Regions from separate parts of the Mus musculus genome. Here regions 1 and 3 are each linked to region 2. A link is a loop called in an ENCODE intact Hi-C map of the cell type or tissue named here. Cell type or tissue: left cerebral cortex. All regions are shown on one strand. Links, peaks and the distances in the headings refer to the core of each region. The heading gives the core; the rest is flanking DNA.

Region 1 (4,559 bases), core at 1,207-3,706, 74 kb after region 2:
AGTTCCAGGATTGCCGAGCTTAGGCAGTGAAGAAGCTGGAAAACAGAAAGCAATAATGTAATAGAACAATGGAGCCATGTTCCAGCCCTAGCAAGCAGCAGAACTCAGCAGTTTCATCCATTTGGCTCTGGTCTTAGAGTGAGAAATTGAAGAGACTACTGGGACAATTGATGCTGGTTAGCTGGAGCTAAGAAATTATCCCTGGTTAAGAAGAGAACAGCATCACTGAGGTGAAATCATCTGGGAAGTGTTTTCTGAGAGTGCAAAGAAGCTGTGTTCCAGAGATAGCTAAGCTTGTATGTACCTCATGCTGCAGCTGGACTTGGTAATGTATAAGAGACACCCAGGTCGTACTGGTTTTGAAGGCATGAAGGCATCATGAAGAACAGTTGAGACTTGGCACTGTGAGAGGCCATGGGAAGCTATTGGTGAAGGTGCAGCCTCAGTTGCAGTTGACAGCCCTGGACTGAACGGGTCATGCAAAGGATTTGCAGCTCAGCAATATAAAGAGAGCCTATGAGAGGCTGTTGGTGAAGTCTAGTTGTAGTGGAAGACCCCATTGTATTGGAGATGCCAGTAACACGGGATGATCACCAAGAACAGCAGCAGCAGTGGAGTGGATCAACCTGAGCTTTGAGTGCAGAGGGCAGAGATGGAGAAGTGACGCCAGCCCTTTGGAGAAGCCCAGAATATCACGTGTGTATCCCAGAAATTGAAACAAGAAGCTGTAACATTGAAGTTGCCTTGGAGACCCCAAGATGTTCAAGATGCCAATGCCTTAGGCTATCTGCTGAGGAAAACTACTAACAGGGAGTGGAACCAGCACAGGAGAAAGTTTGTTGCAGTCAACAAAGATGAAAAAGTTGGAGATCTGAAGACTGCTTTGACATCAGACATGGAGATGCAGAGTTCGGGGTTTGCCCAGCTAGTTTCCTGTCTTGCTTTGGGAATTACAGTTAAATGATCTCTGAATTTTGGACTTTTAACATTTTTGAGACTGGTATAGACTATGGTGGCTTTGGAAGTTGGACTAAATGTATTTTTTATTTTGTTATGGATAGGTATGGCTTCACAAGCCTATGGGGGCCAAGAAGTGGATTATGATGGTTTGTATATGCTTGGCCCAGGGATTGGCACTATTAGTGGGTGTGGCCCTGTTGAAGTAGGTGTGTCACTGTGGGCATGGGCTTCAAGTCCCTCCTTCTAGCTGCCTGGAAGCAAGTCTTCTGCTAGCAGTCTTCAGATGAAGATGTAGAACTCTCAGCTCCTCTTGCACCATGCTCCTGCCTTGATGATAATGGACTGAACCTCTGAACCTGTAAGCCAGCCCCAATTAAATGTCATCCTTATAAGGGATATCTTGGTCATGGTTTACAGCAGTAAAACCCTAACTAAGACAACAGTGAAGGAACCACACAGGACCAAGTTACTGGGAACATCCAGTTGTCTATTTCCAGGAGAAACAAAAACGCAGAGTTTTGTATTACTTCTCCCACCTTTTTAAAATGTATATATTTATTTTATGTATATGAGTGTTCTATCTGCATGTACACCTGCATGCCAGAAGAAGGCATCAGATCCCATTATAGATGGTTGTGAGCCACCATGTGGTTACTGGGTGCTGACCTTAAGTCCTTTGGAAGAACAGACAATGCTCTTAACCACTGAGATATCTCTCCAGCCCTTCTCCAACATTTAAAAAAGAAATTTAAGTTGCTTTTTGTTTATTGTGAGCACACACACAGGAGCACACCACAGTGTACGTGTGGCGATCAGAGCACAAGTTAGAGGGATCAATTCTCTCTCTCTACTATGTGGGTCCCAGGGATTGAATTCAGGCTTGTCAGCAAGCACCTCTCCCTTTTGAGCCATCTCACTGGCCCACCAACTCGTTTTTTAAGTAGAGAAATTCATCATGGTGCCAACCTTGGGGTTGGGGGCCTGAGAGCTACAGAGGGGCTCAGTGCACAAGTGTGTGGAACTACCCACCCGTGTGTGGTCCCAGAGCCCCTGAGGGTCCCCAGGGAACTGGGGGTTTCTGGATATATTTAGCTCCTGATAGTAGAACAGCATTTCCTGATTCACCCATTTTGGCTTGTCAGACAGGCTGCCTTGGAGGCAGCTTGTCTTGTAGAGCTACCATGATACCTCAGCTATCTCAAATACCCTGGCTATGACTCAGATGGTTGTGCTCAACGGGTGTTTGACAGTCCTGCCTCCTTCTGTTCTCCATACTCCCATGCCTCCCTCCTCTGCCACTCTGTGATGCGGCTCTTCTCTCTTTCATCTTTCTGTCACATCCTCGAATCACACGTCACCAGCTACCCTTCCGCTAGAGTCTCCTCGTACTGTGGTGTGGGTTGTGCACCGTTACAACAGCCGACACTATCTACCATCATCTCCCTGAGTATAGTAGGCACTTAGGAGAGCTGAATTTATCAGCCAGAATGCATGACTACATGCATTTTACCTACATGACTCTCATTTTCATAATTTCATTATTGGAATCCCCACTACCTGGGAATAGTATGCTCCTAGCATGGCCTTTATTGCAGATCCTACAGAAATGGCAGAAACAGCATTTGCAGTGTCTCTGGTGGGCTTTGTTCATTCATTGATGATGAGGTAGGTCAATAGAGGCTCACCTAGAGGGACAAGCCTGCCCCTGACAGAATAAGGTGATGGGCCCTCCCCATACGGCCCTGACTCCTTATCCTTCCATTGCTGTAGCACACAGACCCTCAATCCACTAGTCACCTCAATCTCAGATCTTAGGTGAACCCAGTTTGGATACAGCTCTCTACCTTGTGGGTAGATTACATGTCTTTGACCTTGTCCTTGTGGTAGATAATATGTCTTTAAAGGCTGGGGCTGTCCCTGTCCCCTCCAAGACACTGCATAGGCACCAGCCCAGCTGATGTCATGGATTGAATACCTGCTGCCTTGGCCTTTAGAGCCTCTCTTGCCCTTCTCTCCTATGGCCCATCCCCATGCATACTGGACATGTGCAGATGGCTGGTGAAGTTGCTCTGTCTGTGCATCCACGCTCCCTAGCATCCTCCCACTCAGTACTCAGAGTACTCCTCCCTGGGTATCATCTAGAACTCAGCGCTCACCCCGCTCACCGCTTCCTGTTTTCCATAGCGCCTTTCCCCTCCCACACATCCTCTACCCAAGCCTCGTCACCCTCATCCCCCTAACCACGGTCTGTTGTGTAGGCTGTGCATCGCACGCAGTATATGTAAGCACCATGAGGCGTGGATAATTTTTTTCCTTTTAATTTTATGAATGCAATCTGTTACAGTAAGTGTGGCCCACAACAGATCTTCAGTTAACATTTGAAAATGGACATATTTACCACAGGTACAGGAATAGAAGGAAGAGTAGGTTTAGGCTAAGAAGTCTCTCTGTGTAGTCCCAGGGCCCTAGCTGACCCATGGAGGTGACCAGGCTTGGGTCAGGGCAGTATTGTGGGTTAGCCCTTCCTAGTAATCCAAGTCTACCATGACTGACTGGGTCCTACGCTCAGCTAGATACCAGGCCCAGCTGAAGGGTCTGAACTCATGGCCAGTGGGGCTCCTTCCTTGGGCTGCCGAGGGGGGTTTGGGAGGCTCTTGTTCATTGCCAGTACCTTTCCCAGGGCTGAGCCCGCCCTCGCACGGATCCAGGAGGACCGCCGGCGCATCATCCTGCCAGCCATCGACAACATCAAGTACAGCACGTTTGAGGTACAGCAGTACGCCAGCGCCGCCCACGGCTACAACTGGGGCCTGTGGTGCATGTATATCATCCCTCCGCAGGACTGGCTGGACCGAGGTGACGAGTCAGCGCCCATCAGGTGAGCCAGGGTCAGTGTGGGAGTTGGGAAGTTCCACCAAAGCTGGCTCAACACCAAAGGGAGAATCGTTTCCAAGTGTCCCTACTCACAGGGGCAGGGAGTGCCAAGATTACAGAATAGCCATGGTCAGGGGACATGGACAGGGCTGGCTCAGATCCAAGTCCAGAATGATGACCAGGTCAGATTAGATTGTTGTCTGGCTGTGTGATCTTGGAGAAAGGAGAGGTAGAGAGAGGAAGAGAGAGACTAGAGGAGATAGCAATGGAGAGGCAAGGTCAGAGACAGACAGGTTGAGTGAGTGACAGAGAGTGAGACAGAAACGGAAAAACAAGACAGACTGAGAGACAGCAACAGAGGGAGACACAGACTGAGAGACAAAGAAAGGGTAAAGGTCAGAGACATGAAAACACAGCCAGGGACAGAGAAAGTCAGAAACAGATAGAGACAGACAGAGATAGAGAGACAGTGAGGAAAGAGAGGCATAGAGGAAAGAGACTGAGAGAGACAGAGAGGAGGAGAGATAGAGACACAGAAAAGCAGATAGCAGCGGAGAGCAGAGGAGGCAGCCATGGAGAAGCCCTGAGTGTGGGCAGAGAGGACAGCCCATGACTGGACTGTGTTCCGTGAAGGTAATGAATACCCTGACCTCACATTACCCTAGGGAGCATTTTCTTTTAGTTTTAATTGGTTCTTTAGACTCAGGAGCAAGTTCCACCATTTC
Region 2 (4,559 bases), core at 687-3,186:
AGGACCAAGGGCCTCTTCTCCCACTGATAACAGATAAGGCCATCCTCTGCTACATAGGCAGCTGGAGCCATGGGTTCCTCCATGTGTACTCTTTGGTTGGTGGTTTTAGTCCCTGGGAGCTCTGAGGAGTCTGGTTGGTTGGTATTGTTGTTCTTCCTATGGAGTTGCAAACCCCTTCAGCTCCTTCAGTCCTTCCCTTAGCTCTTCTATTGGGGTTCCCCTGCTCAGTCCCATGGTTGGCTGCGAGCATTCGCATCTGTATTGGTCAGGCTCCAGGGGACAAGGTGTCTCTTTTCCAGGGCTTTTGACCACTAGGAAGATAGCCATTGAACAAGCACATCCATGTTGCTATGACTGCTGGTAAGAGCTACTTTGCGACTACCTAGAAGAACAAGAGTCCTGACACATTCTGGGAGTGAGAAGGGCTGACATGTAAAGGATGAGCAGTAGTTAGCTTGATGAAAGGGAACTTCACGGTTTGTGTGTGTGTGTGTAGGTGCAGAATACTGAGTGTGGTAGCACCATCTACAAAGGCCCCATGACAAGAGAGGAGGCTAGAGGACAGGAATGGGCAATGAGAAGGGAAGAGGGGAGTGAGTGAGTGAGTGAGTGAGAAAACGAAGGAGGCAGCATGGTCAGACTGCATGGCTTTTGGAAACACCAGTCTATTCTAAAAGCAGTCTGGGCTTCTAGATGCAGACAGGTGTCTCACAGGACAGATCAGCTTCTCTGAGCAAGGGTGGTCGGACTGGATGAGTACACTGGGCCCGCTTCCGTCCATGGTATCTGGGTGAGTATACTGGGCCTGCTCCCACCATGATATCTGGGTGAGTACACTGGTCCTGCTCCCACCCATAATATCTGGGTCAGTACACTGGGCCTTCTCCCATCCATAATAGTTAGTTGAGTACACTGGACTTGTTCCCATCCATGATATCTGGGTCAGTACATTGGGCCTGATCACATTCATGATATCTGGGTCAGTACACTGGGCCTGCTCCCATCCATAATAGGCGAGTACACTGGGCCTGCTCCCATCCATGATATCTGGGTCAGTACACTGGGCCTGTTTCCATCCATAATAGCTAGGCCCATATCCCTCCATGAGATCTAGGACTGGGCCTGCTCCCATCCATGATATCTGGTCTCATGGATAATTTAGGGAATTCTGGAGCCACAGAAGATCTGCTGTTCAGCACTGACAGAGACAACTCCTAGGGGACACACTAGTAAGATCTGCCAATTAGAGAGATTCAGAGCTAATGAGGGACCTGGAAGTGGGCCACTCCCAGTAGCTGCACACCTGAGGGCCTTCTGCCCCTTCGGTACACTCTGAAGCTAGGGGAAAGTCCTGTGGTGCTGAGAGTGAGAAGCTAGGACAGCGGTCCCACTGTGTGCAGAAAGGAGACATATGTAGATCTAACTGTGTGGCATCAATAGTTAGGGCTCTGTGCAGGCCTGGGCCTTAGTGTGACTTCTTTATTCTTTTTTTTTTTTTTTTTTTTTTGAGACAGGGTTTCTCTGTATAGCCCTGGCTGTCCTGGAGCTCACTTTGTAGACCAGGCTGGCCTCGAACTCAGAAATCCGCCTGCCTCTGCCTCCCAAGTGCTGGGATCAAAGGTGTGCGCCACCACGCCCGGCACGACTTCTTTAATCAAAATAGTTTTCACCATCTGTGAGACAGGCCTGTTCCTCTGGCACTTGCTGCTTGGAGGTGCCAGGTTCTCATGCAGCCCCCATTTCCTGACACTGGAAGTGATCTTTGATGGCCCTGACCCACAAAAGGTCAACCAGAGCCCTGGGGGTCTCTGCACTTGGGACCAGAGAACTGCAAGACAATATAGCCACACCCATAGCAACTGGCCTTGGTAGCCCCCGTAGCTATTTAGTTGGGGCATCAGTTGGCTCACCATCCCTCCTCCATGTCTGCTTCACTCATGGGTACCACGTGTTTCATGTTCTCTTCCAGGGAACTTATGCCCACTGCAAGAGAGGCTGACAAGGCTCCATATGGGTTCTACCACTCTCTGGGGTTTCTACTTTCTGGGGGTACAGAAAATAGAAACATGACTCAGAGTTCCTGCCTCATGGAGTCTGGGAGCTTTCCTCCTCATGGATCTGGGAGCTTCCAGGAACACATCAAGGAAGAAGGAGGTGAGGACAGAGTTGGTTGAGGGAGAGAGTAGCAAGACAGCTGTTGTAGAGCAGAGTTTACCGGGTTCCCCGTTCTCAGTTCCAAAGCTAGGGTCTTTGTTATATAGTAGAGGGTTTCCATTGCACCCCACTAACAGTGCAAATCTTGGGGACAGAGGACCAACTAGTGCTCAGGCCTCCCACTGGAACACTCTTGGCCTTCCTAGAGCTCACTACTATACAACACAGGTGTCACGTCTCAACACCCACCCAGCTTACCTGCAGATCCCAGAAGAGCCAAGAGGTTCCGAGGGCACCCTTAATGAGACAAGGCATCTGATGACACCTTCCATTACACCAGGCACCAGGTGACCCACCTTTCAGAGAGAGAAAGAGGGAGAGAGAGAGAGAGAGGGAGAGGGAGAGGGAGAGGGAGAGGGAGAGGGAGAGGGGAGAGAGGGAGAGGGAGAGGGAGAGGGAGAGGGAGAGAGAGAGGGAGAGAGAGAGGGAGAGAGGGAGAGAGAGAGGGAGAGAGAGAGAGAGAGAAAGAGAGAGAGAGAGAGAGAGAGACTGGAGTCTCTAGGCTTCCTGCCTCGGTGGGGAAAAGAAAAGGCTTGGCTAGCCCCTTTTCATTTTTTCTTTCTGGTTTGTTTTTAAAGTACAGAAAGCAAGCTGTTCTGCGGCACCAGAACATATGAAAAGGAAGCGCAGTTTTCCACACACAGTCGCTTCCCGTCTCAGACCCCATGACTGCAGAGTTCCAGAAAGTAAACACTGTAGATCCAAGCAGAGTGCCAGATGGTGGGCTGAAGTAGAACCAGCGCACAGAGACTGGAACACACAGGGCTGGGAGCTCCTTGCTCTCTTCGTCTGCTTCCACCTATTCAGATGTCTCCAGGGTTCAGGAATAGAAGGTGAGGGTAGGGTGGGAAGTCAACTTTCTGCCCTTCTGTGTCTTCACCACAGAGGGACTTGCTCCAGCGCATGAACTTCTGGGGGGACATGGCAGTGACTTCCAGACCACAGTAGCTAGCCACATTTTTGGAAGCCACATTTCACATTTATAATGTAAAATTGATGGGATAGTGACTGTCCGTGGGACAACAATCACTACTGACTGATAGTGGCTCACGAGGCCATCGGTGTACGTGAGATAGGAGGGATCCAAGGGTCTAGCAGATTCCCGTGGCTGGCTGAGGGATTGGTTCTTGTTCTGCCTGAACATGAAAGGTTTTTTTCCTGAGCATGAATATGTTGCCTTCAGGAACATAGTCAAGAGTAGAAGCTCTGGGTAGATAGGGGGCAGGGTAGCTATCGAAGTTCTGAAGAAAGACCTGCCTGTAAGTAGCAGCTTCTCTGATTGTCCCTGCTGTAAGTGAACACTGGAAGAGGCTGTGGGTGGCAGGCAGGAGCACACAGTCAGCTGTGGGGTTGCTGAGTTCACTGAGTTTGTTTCTCAGCCTAGCTTTCACCATAAATGGACACCCACCTCCATGTGGCTCTGTCTCGGGGCTCCTAGGATATCCCCAGAGAAGCTCATCATGGCTGCTGCTGCGGAAGTCAGTATGGGATGCTAGCATCAGTGACAGCCTAGGCACCTTGTGGCAGGATGCAAAGAGGTGCTCCCAAGGGCACTTCTGAGACCCGCCCCCCACCAAGCTGTGCAATAGTATCTCCTATACATAGAAGCTCAGGCCATTCACCACTCCTCTCATTGTGGGGGTGCCAGTGAGGAAGGCCCCTCTTTGGAGACACATGCTTTTCCATACTGTGTCTGAATCCAGGGGCTCAATGTGCTTTGTTCTGGAAAGTTCTGGCTCCTGCTTTTAAGGCAGAGCCAAAGGGAAGCTGTCCTTACAAATGAGCCATGGTGGAATGCTTTTAAGGGAAGCAGTTTGGTCTTTAGGGACTTTCCTGGAGCTGAGGGAAAGCTCAGTAGAGTCCCTGCAGAGTCTGGGTGGATCCCAACTATATAGCTCAGGAACAGGGTCTGGGGTGACTGCATACTGAGCAGCCATGTCCTGGAGCACGGCAGTCCATCCCCCCCCCCCCCCAGGACCTAGATTGAAAAGTCAGTTCCTGGCAGCCTCATCTTATCTTCAGGCGCATCCTGTGGAGGAGGAGAGTATTCAAGAAGACCTGTCTTATTCATATATTCTGATTGCCTTCCTCCCCCGTGTTGGGAAGGCAGGGGAGGAAGCACTTGGACCAGCCTGCTGGAAAGAGAGGCATGCAGTATTGGCAGGAAGAGTGGGGCTTTAAATCCATCCACTTGAGAAGCGAGTCTTTGAGAAGGAGCATATGGCTAGACCGGATTGAGGGTACCATCCCTTCCAGCATTTTCCACTAGCAGCCAAGTCTTGAGCTAGGGTCTGGGGACAACAGGGGGAGGGGAGCAAGGGCAGAAAGTTAAAAGTCTCTCTATG
Region 3 (4,559 bases), core at 1,158-3,657, 58 kb after region 2:
GAGAAGGGTCCCAAGTTCAGGCAGAGTCACAGATACTTCCTACTCTTGCTGTTAGGGATCCCAAAAGAACACCAAGCTATGCAGCCATAATGTATATGCAGAGGACCTGGCTTAGACCCATACAGGATCCATGAGTGTCCCTTCAGTCCCTGTGAGCCCCTGTAAGTCCTGCTTAGTTGATTCTGTGGGTTGTGTTCTCATGGTGTCCTCGACCCCTCTGGCTCCTAGAATCCTTCCTCCCCCTCTTCTCTCCCTGACTTTGCCTAGTGTTTGGTGGTGGTGGGGGGGGAGCAGCCTCTGCATCTGCTCCTCTCGGGCGCTGGACACTGCCTCTCTAATGACCGTTGGGCTAGGCACTTACCCTTGACATCAAGATGTCGTATAGAGTAGACCCATGCCCTGGCTCATGCTCTCCTTCTTCAGCCTCCTACAACCTTGGCAGCTTGTGTCTTCTGACCTCACAGCCAGTCTCATTCCAGGACACACTGCACAGGGGGTGGGTATGCTGGGAGCAACTCCAAGAATCTCCTGACCTGTCTTTTCTTGTCTTCTCCAGGCCTTGCAAAGCCCATTGGGCTGGTGGAGGGGCCAGGTGGCCTGGGCCAGGGAGGAGTGGCTGCCACTCTGCAAGATGACAGCCAAGAGACCGAGGGCAAGTTCGAGGACTTTGGGTACAATGCGCAGCTCAGTGACCGCATCTCCCTGGATAGGACCATCCCTGACTACAGGCCCAAGAGGTGAGCAGCCTGGCCTTAGCAGCTGCGGACTGGAGGTGGGGTTCTGCTGTACAGGGTGTGGGGCTGCAGAGCATCCCTCGGCCTCTTTGTGGCTCTGTCTCCCTTTCTCCCTCTGTCTCTGTATCTCTCTGTGTTTCTTCTGTCTCCCTCAATCTTCCTAACTTTTGTCTGTCTCTCTGTGTCTGTCTCTCCCTCTCTGTCTCTATCTCTCTCTGTTTCTTTCTGTCTCTGTCTGTCTCTCTCTCTGTCTCTGTTTCTTTCTGTCTCTCTCTGTATCTCTATCCCTGTCTCTGTCTCTCCCTATCTCTCTCCCTCCCCTGTCTCTGTTTCTGTCTGTCTGTCTCTCTGTCTGTTTCTCTCTTTCTCTGTCTCTCTCACTGTCTCTGTCTCTCTGTCTCTCTCCCTGTTTCTCTCCCTCCCTGTCTCTGCCTCTCTCTGCCTGTCTCCATCTCTCCCCTGTCTCTCTCCCCCTGTCTCTGTCTCTCTCTTTGTCCCTCCCTCCCTGTCTCTGTCTCTCCCTATTTCTGTCTCTGTCTACTCATCTCTCTCTTTCTGTTTCTACCTCTGTTTTTCTGTTTGTCTCTGTTTTTCTCTCTGTCTCTGTCCCTCCCCTGTCTCTGTCTGTCTGTCTCTGTCTATCTGTCTCTCTGTTTCTTTCTGTCTCTCTCTCTGTCTCTCTCCCTGTCTCTGTCTCTCTCCCTTTCTCATCTCTCTCTGTCTCCCTCCCTGTCTCTATCTCTCTGTCTCTCTCCCTATCTCTGTCTCTCTCTGTCTATATCTCTCTCTGTCTCTCTCCCTCCCTATCTCTGTCTGTCTCTCCCTGTCTGTCTCTCTCCCTCCCTGTCTCTCTTGCCCCTCTGCTGTCTTCTGCTATGTTCATCTTTTTGAGCCCCACCCCACACACAGGATCAGTCCCCTTTCTCTTTGGTCTCAGAGGCTGGCAGGCTAGAGGTGGCTGGACTATCTCTATGAGCCCAGCTATAGCTGTGTGCATATACAATGCACATAGGCATGTGGATGGACTTTAACACCTGTGCTAGAGGCCTTGGTTCCTGCTAATTGTGTTCTTCTCGCTGGCTTTTGCAGCTATCGCTGGTGTGTGAGTAATGATATTGCTCAGTGAGCCTCCAGTGTCTGAAAGGTTTCAGCAGTCCTTCAGAGGGTGGGGCCATCTTGTTCCTTACCACAAAGATGCTCACTGCTATGACTTCGCTTGTGTCTCAGGACTGGCTTCTTGTCCCTAATTATTATCCCAGTCCAAAAGCACATAACGGAGCTGACCAGAGCTGAAATTGAACAAATTATCGTGATAGGAGGACCAGCTAGGCCCAGGGCATCCATGACTTCAAGACTTTGAGTTGTCAGCAGCAAGCTGGCTGGTCTTGAGCTCCATCACAGACTACCAGGAGAGGAGACGTAGATAGGGAAACTCTCAGCAGCGCCTAATAACTAAGTTCAGGGCTCATCACCTGCCGGATGCTTCTTGGAGCCTCGTGAAGGTCAATGAGTGAGAGGTCTGTTTTCAGCATCTCTACTGCCTGATGGACCTAAGGACTAGAACTCAAGCAAGGAGCTTGCCGAGGAGGGTGGGGCCAAGAAGAAGGTGAAACGAGAAGCTCTGGGAGTTGCCTCACCAGAGCAGTGGGCGCAGTGATGGAGAAGAAAGGAGGGACCACCCCACCATCTACCGAGTTCCTGAACCTCAGTCTTCAGACTGCATTTGAGAATTTTTATTCCTTACCCCCAGTTTGCTCAGTGCATGAGCCACGGTGGTAAGATGGCCAAAGCCCAGAGTCCCAGCTGGCTGTGATGCCCCAAATCTGGAACAGTTCTCTGGGGCTGTGCTTGAACCGCTCCCAGGATGGTGCCTGGGCTGGGGTGATCCTCCCAGCAATGGAACGGAGACTGCACCTCCAGGATTATTCTGGTAGCTGTGCTATTTTTTAAGTCCCAGAATAACCTGTATTTTTTTCATGCCTGATTCTTTTTATTTTTGGGTAACTTCTGAAATTCAGAAGTTGAATTATTTACATCCTGAGGCAGACCCAGGAAGCTAGCTGCTGCTTTCAAATCTGAGGTTACGCAAAGGTTTATGATCTGCTTTGACAGAGCCTGGTGGGGCCCTGTTATATCCTTTCTTGAAGCCCACTGATCTGGGTTGGGAAGGTGAGAAAGGGCTATGGAGTGTGTGGGTAAGATCCTGACTTGGACAGTCCACCTGTATCAGAATGTCACTCGCTCGTCTTGCCAAGGAGCAGTGAGCTCTCCCAGCCTGATGTTCCTACCATGGACTCTCCCTGATTGGCAGTCCCATAATGGGGTTCTCCCTGATGGACATTCCCCTTCCCAATGAGTGAACCAAGGACAGGTGTATTCAGAACTCCATCACTCAGCTCTTGGGCCCCCTTTTCCCATGTCTAGTTCCATGAAGTATGGCAGAAGGTCTACTCCACGTGACGCATGTGTGCCAGGCCTGGCTAATCGGAGCAAAGGCATGATGGGAACCAGCCCAGAGAGACTGAGCCATGGGCATGTTGGGGATGCTGAGAAATAAAACAGGAGCAAGTGGGATGTCTGAGCATGCAGGCGGATGGTCAAAGAGGGCAGGCTCTGAGATAATGCTTAAAGAGACACCCACACATCCTGGGGGGCTCAGCCCCTTCATGTCCTCTTTAGCCCTCATGTAACCGTAGCACATGACAGTCCCCAATCTAAAATCTTTAAAGAGGCTTCCAAATTCCTGCTCTCCCCCACCCTAACCCCAAAACCATGGCAAGATGTGACTATCGGATGAGTGAGTCGTAAGCAGAGGCTGCTGTGTGCAGCCATAGAGGCTGCTGTGTGCAGCCTGAGGTAGGACATCGGACGAGCAAGGTGAACGCATGGGCTGTGTCGTTGGCGTCTGTGAGCATTGCCCTGCTCAGCAAATTTTCACACCTGGTGTTAGTGACAGGTGTCTGAGGGTGGCTAAGTGGGAAAACTGATCATTGCAAGCTCAGTCCAGGCTCCCCAAAAGCTTTCTCTCTATGATTTCCTCAAGGACTTCACGGTCCCAGCATGTCCAGAACATGCCTCCAGGACCATCGGGCATGATTACCAGAAACTGGGCTGGAGGCGTGTGCGCATGTGTATGCACACATGTGAGTGCGTTCAAGCGCCCACAGGTGACACTACCCACTCAGATGACTTCTCACTCTTTCTTGTCTGTGCCATCGTTGGATGTCTTTTGTCTGGGGGTGGACAGTTTTTCTAATTAAGCAGCAGCTTTAATTATGGCACAAAGCGCATCACAGAGATGTTGATTACTAAGCCTGCCCCTGGGATGACGAAAGGAGGCCGGTAAATCCAAATTAAACAGTGTCATCAGAACGAACAGCGCTCCCCAGAAGCCTCTGTTGTGATGTCCCTTGCCTCATGTTTGCGGTCTCCATGCATATTCATGGTCTGAGCCAGGAACAGCTTGGCTGTCAGCTCCGATAAGTGCGGACTGAGTGCATGACAAACGGAAGGCTGAGCTAGCTCCTTGGATTCAGGTTGGCAGATAGATCTGCACCGTCTACTGGACGCACCCCACCTCCGCCTCTTTGTGCTCTTGGTCCTTGTGAGGATCAGGGGTATTTTGGACACTGCAGATCTCAGGGCAGCTGGAGTTCCCCGAAGACACACCCCTTGACCTGTGTTCTGTGGCACAGTTGTTTTGTCCGTTCATTTTTGATTGGTGGTGGTCTTCTAGAGGATCTCCTCATGTAGTCCAGGCTGGGCTGAAAGTCACAGTCCTCCTGCCTCAGCCTTCTGAGTATTGAGATGACAGGCATGTGTCCC

Evidence for each region. Hi-C counts contacts between places; a loop is a spot of excess contacts. Peaks named below come from ENCODE experiments on the same cell type or tissue, not always from the same donor. Only the 100,000 strongest peaks of a DNase experiment are listed, where the experiment ranks them.
Region 1: it touches region 2 in a loop (9-fold over the local background); 3 of 42 quality-filtered maps call a loop at or near these places.
Region 3: it touches region 2 in a loop (10-fold over the local background); 4 of 42 quality-filtered maps call a loop at or near these places.

What each region holds. Positions count from the first base shown.
Region 1 is chr5:110,592,426-110,596,984 of GRCm38, forward strand. It overlaps Galnt9 (polypeptide N-acetylgalactosaminyltransferase 9), which reads left to right. Exons shown (of 11, transcript NM_198306.3): 5 at 3,641-3,838. Among named protein-coding and RNA genes, the nearest start is that of Galnt9, 50 kb to the left of the region's middle. In left cerebral cortex, for the core only: no CTCF peak of the experiment used is centred there; DNase peaks (open chromatin) are centred at 2,275, 3,172 and 3,683.
Region 2 is chr5:110,519,132-110,523,690 of GRCm38, forward strand. The region is part of intron 1 of A630023P12Rik (RIKEN cDNA A630023P12 gene); the gene reads left to right. Among named protein-coding and RNA genes, the nearest start is that of A630023P12Rik, 6.5 kb to the left of the region's middle. In left cerebral cortex, for the core only: no CTCF peak of the experiment used is centred there; DNase peaks (open chromatin) are centred at 2,046 and 2,902; H3K27ac peaks cover 515 bases.
Region 3 is chr5:110,576,884-110,581,442 of GRCm38, forward strand. It overlaps Galnt9 (polypeptide N-acetylgalactosaminyltransferase 9), which reads left to right. Exons shown (of 11, transcript NM_198306.3): 2 at 557-737. Among named protein-coding and RNA genes, the nearest start is that of Galnt9, 35 kb to the left of the region's middle. In left cerebral cortex, for the core only: no CTCF peak of the experiment used is centred there; DNase peaks (open chromatin) are centred at 2,620 and 3,261; H3K27ac peaks cover 685 bases.